Regions from separate parts of the Homo sapiens genome. Here region 1 is linked to region 2. Evidence: chromatin loops called from intact Hi-C (ENCODE). Cell type or tissue: CD14-positive monocyte. All regions are shown on one strand. Region 1 overlaps CIITA (class II major histocompatibility complex transactivator). Region 2 has its middle 19 kb from the start of CIITA.

The links. Peaks named below come from ENCODE experiments on the same cell type or tissue, not always from the same donor. Only the 100,000 strongest peaks of a DNase experiment are listed, where the experiment ranks them.
Region 1: it touches region 2 in a loop (6-fold over the local background); 7 of 110 quality-filtered maps call a loop at or near these places.

The regions. Positions count from the first base shown.
Region 1 is chr16:10,905,625-10,909,624 of GRCh38, reverse strand. It overlaps CIITA (class II major histocompatibility complex transactivator), which reads right to left. Exons shown (of 20, transcript NM_000246.4): 11 at 1,476-3,126; 12 at 438-596. Among named protein-coding and RNA genes, the nearest start is that of CIITA, 30 kb to the right of the region's middle. In CD14-positive monocyte, no CTCF peak of the experiment used is centred here; no DNase peak of the experiment used is centred here; H3K27ac peaks cover 1,513 bases.
Region 2 is chr16:10,855,915-10,859,914 of GRCh38, reverse strand. No RefSeq gene overlaps it. Among named protein-coding and RNA genes, the nearest start is that of CIITA, 19 kb to the left of the region's middle. In CD14-positive monocyte, no CTCF peak of the experiment used is centred here; no DNase peak of the experiment used is centred here.

The DNA of each region.
Region 1 (4,000 bases), 50 kb before region 2:
GAAGGAATGAATGAAAGACAGTTAACTTGTTCTGTAATCAAGTTTTGTCTGCCTTCTGGACCTTAGCTCTGCCGTCTATAAATTTGGGACAACAGTTGTCCTAAATGCCTCAAAGGGTGGCAGTAGGTGTCACTTCTGTTACTAGGTGCACAAGGCATCCTTGTTAACTCCTAGAAGGGGAGAGGTTCTCCATGGCTTTAGCTAAGACTTGGGCACATGATGGCAGGTTTTGAATGCAGCAAAGTTTTCAATTCTAGAGGCTCCGCCTGGGCAGCGAGTGCAGTGAGAGACTCTGGTTAGCCATTGCCCAGAAAGAGGGCATGGGGTGTCCCAGAGGACAGGGGGCACTGGAAATGCCCATGACAAACTTGAGAATGGGTCCTACATGTCCTCAACCTGCATGGCGTGAACCACCTCCCATCCGCCTCTCCTCTCACCTCTGAGTCTGCACAAGCTTTCCCAGGTCTTCCACATCCTTCAGGGACTTGGCTTTGAAAGGCTCGATGGTGAACTTCTCCTCTGCTGCCTGAAGTAGCTTGGTCTCCCCATGCTGCTGCAGGGACTCCCACAGCGCCACCGTGTCGCTCAAGGCAGCCCTGTGGAGGGAGGGCCTCAGACCCAGGCACGGTGACCAGGCTAGACCTTAATGGAAGGGCAGCTCCATGAAGGGTCCTCCTACCTATTAAAATACTTTCTTTCCTTAGCTCAACCTCTACCTTTCCCAGAAAGCCTTCCATGACCACTCCAGCCTTTATTGATTCCTACTTTCTCACAACTCACACAGTGGTTTTCTTTCCCTTTTTGCTTCGGCTACCAGGAAGCTCACTGCTAAATTATTGGCACAATTATGTAGGACCTTACAGCTTGGGTAAAGTATGTTTAGGGGGAAATATGGAAGCAATCCTCTGGCGATTAAGCTGAAATGCTCAAGCAGATTGCAGACCGACTTAATGAAACCAAATTAAGGAATTTAGCCTTCATCCTGACAGTGGTGGAGTGTCCCTGAAGGATTGTAAGCAGGGATGGGATACAATCAGATTCAAGTTCTGAGAAGATTGGTCTGGTTGCTGAATACAAAATGGAGTGGAAGAGGAGAGAATGGAGGCAGAGAGTCCAAGGGGAGGCCATGGCTTTACTCTTAGCATAAGAAAACGGTGGCGTGCTCAGGGGGTGGAAAGAATAAAACAAATTTGAGCCCAGGTCAGTCTCAGATTCTAGACATACCCCAGTGACTGGCACATGGCGGGCCTTCAAATATTGACTGGGAGAATGCCATTGCCTCTCACTTGCTGTGTGGCAAGTGGCTGCCCCTCTCTGAGCCTCAACATCCTCATCTTAAAAATGGAGAGAATCCATTCTGCCCCACCCGGCTGCTCTGCATACTAAAAGAGACCCCACAGAGCACTGGGCTTGGCACCAAGACCGCAGTTAATGCCCAACACAAGGATGTCTCTTCCCCAAGCCCCTCACCCCACCTGAAACGGGTGACACAGCTGAGTCCCACGAGGCTCCCCAATCCAGAGGGGCAAATGCCAGTGCTGCGGAGGTCCAGGGAGAAGTCTTGGCCCGCCGCCTCCAAGGCCTTGCCCAGTACATGTGCATCAGGAGGCGTGAGGCGGGTGCCCAGAAAAGAGAGGCGGCCGGGGAGCTCCTGTACCACGTGCTGCCAAATTCCAGCCTCCTCGGCCTCGTGGGCGCAGTGCAGCAGCTCCAGCAGCTGCCGCGCCCGCAGTGTCCCCGGCTGCAGCCGCTTCAGGTACCTCGCAAGCACCTTCTGCTTCCTGTCCACCGAGGCAGCCGCCGATGGCCCGAGTAGGGCTCCCAGGCAGCGGGCGGGAGGCTGGAAGATCAGCCCAGCCAGAAAGCGTGGCACGCCCTCCAGCCAGTTGTCATAGGGCCTCTTCTTCCTTGGGGTCAATGCTAGGTACTGCGGGAGCTCCTTGTCCTTGATTTCGCCACTCAGAGCCAGCCACAGGGCCCCCAGGAAGCATTGCAGGAGGAAGCTGGGGAAGGCCAGCTCGGACTCTGCGGCCCGCGGTGGGTGTTGGACTAAGCCTTTGGCCATCGCCCAGGTCCTCACGTCTGCGGATGGGAACTGGTCCTCCTGTAGGGTACTTTGATGTCTGCGGCCCAGCTCCCAGGCCAGCTTGGCCAGCTCTGCCAGGGCCCCGGGGGGGCTGTCGAGGGCTGCACGGCCCAGCAGGCCGACATAGAGTCCCGTGAGCGTGGAGGGCAGCTTGGCGTCCTCCCCAAGCTCCAGCAGGGCCTCTGAGAGCTGGCACACTGCCCGGCACAAAGTAGGGCTGTGGCTGTGACTGAGAAGAAGTGGCCGGTCCCGGAGGAGCGTCAGGGCTCTGTCTTGGTGCTCTGTCATCCCTGAGCTCTCAAAGTAGCGCATCACGTATGCCTGGGCCTGCTCCATGGAGAAGCCGGACAGCTCAAATAGGGCGTCGGCCTTGCTCAGGCTCTGGACCAGGCGGCCCCGGGGCCGGGCTGTGAGGAGGAGGGTGCAACCTCGGAGCAGCTTCTTCTGGAAAAGGCCGGCCAGCAGCCCCCGGAGGGAGCAGGGCTCCGCCGGTGCCGGTCCGCACGTGCTGTGCAGGAAGCCATCTTGCGCTTCCAGCTCCTCGAAGCCGTCTAGGATGAGCAGAACGCGGTCAGGTCTCTTCAAGATGTGGCTGAAAACCTCATCGGCCGCCACGAGTGGCTGTGGGCCCAGGGAGAAGAGCAGATCCTGCAGGCCATAGGCATCCCCCGGACGGTTCAAGCAATGGCAGGGGACAGAGAAGACAAAGTCGTACTGGGGAAGCCGGCCACAAGCCCAGGCCCGGCTCACTGCCCCAGCCCAATAGCTCTTGCCCTGACCAGCTTTGCCCAGCACAGCAATCACTCGTGTCTCACGCGGCCGCCGGTGCTCCTTGGCAGCCAACAGCACCTCAGCCAGGCCTCCTTGGGCCAGCTGCCGTTCTGCCCAGTCCGGGGTGGCCAGTTCCCGCTCCAGGCTCTTGCTGCTGCTCCTCTCCAGCCTGGCCTGCACCAGATCCACCTCCACTAGGATGCCATCCGGGCCTGCGGGCTCGGCACCATACGTGTCCTGCAGTGAGCGGTAGAACTGCTCCACCGGCTCTGCAAAGGCCAGGGGCGTGTCAGGGTGGGGGTATGTGAGAGGCAGGGCCAGGGCCAGCCACCACAAGGCCAGCACTGCCACCATCATTTACATCTGTTCCCCACACAGTTTTTTTGTTTGTTTGTTTTGTTTTGTTTTGAGACAGGGTCTGGCTTTTTTGCCCAGGCTGGAATGCAGTGGTGTGATCACAGCTCGCTGCAACCTCAACCTCCTGGGCTCATGCGATCCTCCTGACTCCACCTCCCAAGTAGCTGGGACCACAGACATGTGACACCATGCCCAGATAATTTTTTGATTTTTTTGTAGAGATGGGGTCTCACTATGTCGCCCAGGCTGGCGTGCAATGGCACAATCATGGTCCACCACAGCTTCAACCTCACAGGCTCAAGCAATCCTCCCACCTCAGCCTCCTGAGTAGCTGGGACTACAGGCGCCCACTGCCATGCCTGGCTAATTTTTCTTTTTTGTTTTTTTGTGGAGATAAGTTCTCACTATTTTGCCCAGGCTGGTCTTGAGCTCCTGGGCTCAAGCAATCGTTCCGCCTTGGCCTCCCAAAGTGCTGGGATTACAGGTGTGAGCCACCACATCTGGCCCCCATACAGTCTTCATCATTTGCTTCATTCAGTCACCCACCACTCATTCATTAGTTCACTCATTTCCACACCCATTCCTTCACTCATCGTCTCTCTTGTTTAAGTGTCCACTCCTTTTAGACCTTTTCTCTCTTTTTTTTTTTTGAGATGGATCCTGCCCTGTGCCCCAGGCTGGAGTGCACTGGCGCAATCTCAGCTCACGGCAACCTCCACCTCCTGGGTTTAGGCGATTCTCCTGCCTCGGCCTGCCAAGTAGCTGGGATTACAGGCACCCACTACC
Region 2 (4,000 bases):
GGATCAGCTCCCTGGATCTATGGGCACGTCCAGGCTGGCCCCTGTGGCTGCTGCCTGTCTGCCCACAGACCAGGTTGTTGCATCTCAGCCTGAGTCACCTTGGCTGCTGCTCAGGGCTGTGGACTGCTACCTTTGCTTTTTGGGTTTCCCTGCAAGACATATGGAGTTCACTCCTGGCTTATGACTGAAAGCAGTGGGGAGAGTGGGTGGCGTGTCGTCTACAGGATGACATCACCACCTCCGTCATCACCACCTCCATCATCACCACCACCATCATCACCATCACCATCATCACCACCACTATCGTCACCACCACCATCACCATCATCACCACCATCATCATCACCACCACCATCACCACCGCTATCGTCACCACCATCACCACCACCATCACCACCACCACCATCATCACCATCACCGCCACCATCACCACCATCGCCACCATCACCACCATCATCACCATCACCACCACCATCACCACCACCATCATCATCACCACCACCAACACCACCACCATCAACATCACCACCAACATCACTACCATCACCACCACCATCACCACCACCATCACCACCATCATTATCACCACCACCATTGCCACCATCACCATCATCACCACAACCATCACCACCGTCATCACCACCACCATCACCGCCATCACCACCATCACTACCACCATCATGACCATCATCATCACCAACACCATCACCACCACCACTATCACCACCACCACCACCATCACCACCACCATCACCACCACCACCACCACCACCATCATCACCACCATCATCATCACCACCACTGTCATCACCACCATCATCACCACCACCATTCCTGCCACCTTTATCAGTATTCTTCTATTTTTCTGAGAGAGAGTCTTGGTCTGTCACCCAGGCTGGAGTGCAGTGGCATGATCTCAGCTCACTGCAACCTCCGCCTCCCGGTTCAAGCGATTCTCCTGCCTTAGCCTCCTGAGTAGCTGGGATTACAGGCGTGCGCCATCACACTCTGCTAATTTTTGTATTTTTAGTAGAGACAGGGTTTCACCATGTTGGCCAGGCTGGTCTCAAACTCCTGGCCTCATGTAATCCACCCGCCTTGACCTCCCAAAGTGCTGCAATTACAGGTGTCGGCCACCGCGCCTGGCCATGTTGTTAGTATAAGTGGATTTGAATCCCTGCTTTATTACATATAAGCTTGAACATGCCCCCTTATAGCGCTATGTCTTAGTTTCCTCAACTGGGAAATGATGTTCATCATATGTTAGACTAGGCCTGGCGTGTAGTAGCCATCTAACAAACTCATTCATTTATTGAATAAATGAATCAACCCCAGTGGGGCACTAACAGAAACAGGGAAAACAATCATGAACAAAAAATCAAAGAAAAAAAAAAGAAAATTGCCAGTCTTATGCAGCTTACAGTCTTATTAGTTAAAGGTAAATCTGGGCCAGGTGTGGTGACTCACACCTGTAATCCTAACATCTCAGTGATCCTCCTTCCTCAGCCTTCCAAAGTCCTGGGATTATGGGTGTGAGCCACCATGCCTGGCCTGCTCTGAAGTTTTAGAAGACGTAGACTAAATAGTCAATGCAGACAAATTACATTTAGTAAACTAAGATCAAAATTTCCAGGTCAGAGTGCATTTTTTCTTTCCTTTGAAGTCTTATCAAGAGCACATTCAAGATAAATGTTCTCTTGAATAGAGATGCATATATACAAAGACATACACCTATCCTTAAGTATTACCTTTCCCATTTTCTCTGTTATTTACTTCTGAAACTCCAATTTGTTTTATGTTACACCTGTCTTCTATGTCTTTTAACATATCTCTTACATCTTTCTTCTTCAGAATTAGTGAATCAGAAAATCTACTAATTTACCATTTAATTTGTGTACTAAGTTTTCATTTTTAGTTATATTTTTCATTTCTAGAAGTCTTATTTTGTTCTTTGTAAAATTTACTCATTTAATTTTTATTTTTTGACAGAGTCTTGCGCTGTTGCCCAGGCTGGAGTGCAGTGGCGCAATCATAGCTCACTGCAGCCTCAACCTCCTGGGCTCGAGCAATTCTCCCACCTCAGCCTCCCAAGTAGCTGGACTACAAGCATGCACCACCATGTCTGGCTAATTTTTTAAATTTTTCTGTAAACATGGGGTCTCCCTATGTTGCCCAGGCTGGTCTCAAACTCTTGGGCGGCCTCCCAAAGTGTTGGAATTACAGGCATGAACCAATGTGTCCTGCCCAGTTGTTCTTTATAGTCCCTGTTCCCTGATTTTTTTTAAAGCTTCTCTGTTAATCTTCAAATAAATTCAGCATCTGATTTGAGTTGGTATTTGAAAATAAATAAATAAATAAAATAAATATATTCAGCAGTCTTCTAGTAAATGTTAAACAACTGTATCACTGTCTCTTTAAAAAAAAAAAATAGAAGCCCTAATTTAGAGTTTGCCAACCTCCGTGGTGTAAATATTCCCACCATGGACAATGTCAGGCTACCAATATGATATTGCTGCACGTGGAGTTGGGAAGAGATGCCCACAATCAGCTCTCCCGAGCTCCGCCAGCTGGCTTAAGCACATCTTTGATTTTACACATTTGTATCTCTATTCGGGTATCCGAAGTCTCTGGGTTTGTTTATTTGTCTTTTAGAGACTCTGCTGCCCAGGCTGGTGTGACCACTGCTCAATGAATTCCTCAGTTCGAATCCTTGAATTCCTGAGCTCAAGTAATCCTCCTGCCTCAGCCTCCAAAGTAGCTAGGATTATAGGCGCCTGCTACCATGCTCGGCTAATTTTTAAACTTTTTTGTAAAGATGGGGCCTCACTATTTTGCCCAGGCTGGTCTTGAACTGCTGGCCTAAAGTGATCCTTCCACCTTGACCTCCCAAAGTGGGAGGGAGCCACCGGGCCTGACCTCTGTGTTTACTGTCTATGGTTTCTATTTACTTCCACTCAAGATGCTATGCTTCTTTGCCTGTGTGTGTAATTTTTTTTTTTAATGTGAGCTCTTCATTTCTTTAGAACTTCATTGTAGGTGACCTTTGAATCCTGGAATAAAGTTAAATTCCATTAGAGAGGAGTTGACTCCACCTCTGCTAATCTTAAAGCACCCTACTTCCAGTTTATAACATCTTTATATTATTATTATTATTATTACTAGATAGCATGAATTCAGGTCACAAACCTGAGTAAGGACCCCTTTGTAATGACAAGTTCTCAGGTAAGATATTTTTCTTTTCCTACTTTCAACCCTAAGATTGGGACAGGCAAGTTTCAAAGCTGTTTCTCTGGTAGGGTTTAGCTCTTGCTCATTCTTACAGTGACAGTGTACTCCATTAGGGTTCTGCTGTATGCAGAAATCTACCATTAAATCTACCTGTGGACGGGTGCGGTGGCTCATGACTATAATCCCAGCACTTTGGGACACCGAGGCGGGCAGATCACTTGATCTCAGGAGATGGAGACCAGCCTGGGTAACATGGCGAAACCCTGTCTCTACAAAAAATACAAAAAAGTTAGCGAGGCTTGGTGGTGCCTGTAGTCCCAGCTACTTGGGAGGCTGAGGAGGGAGGATCACTTGAGCCCAGCAGGGTGAGGCTGCAGTGAATGTGAATGCACCACTGCACTCCAGCCTGGGTGATAGAGTGAGACCCTGTCTCAAAAAAACAGAAGCAAAACAAAAATTCTCACCTGAGTTCTCCTAGTATGCTCTACAGCTTTCAAAGGAGGAAGCTCAGGTTCTCTAGAGTTTGATAGGAACCTTCAGGAAAAAAAAAAACACCTTTACTGAGTGCTCACCAGCATTCTTAACTTCATGCCATTTGTAGGATCTAAGGAGCCTTATCTTTGTGCCAGACCAGCAATGTGTTTTATTTTTATATATTTATGTATATATTTTTTGAGACAGAGTCTTGCTGTGTTGCCCATGCTGGAGTGGAGTGGCACAATCTCGGCTCACTGCAACCTCCGACTCCCTGGTTCAAGCAATTCTCCTGCCT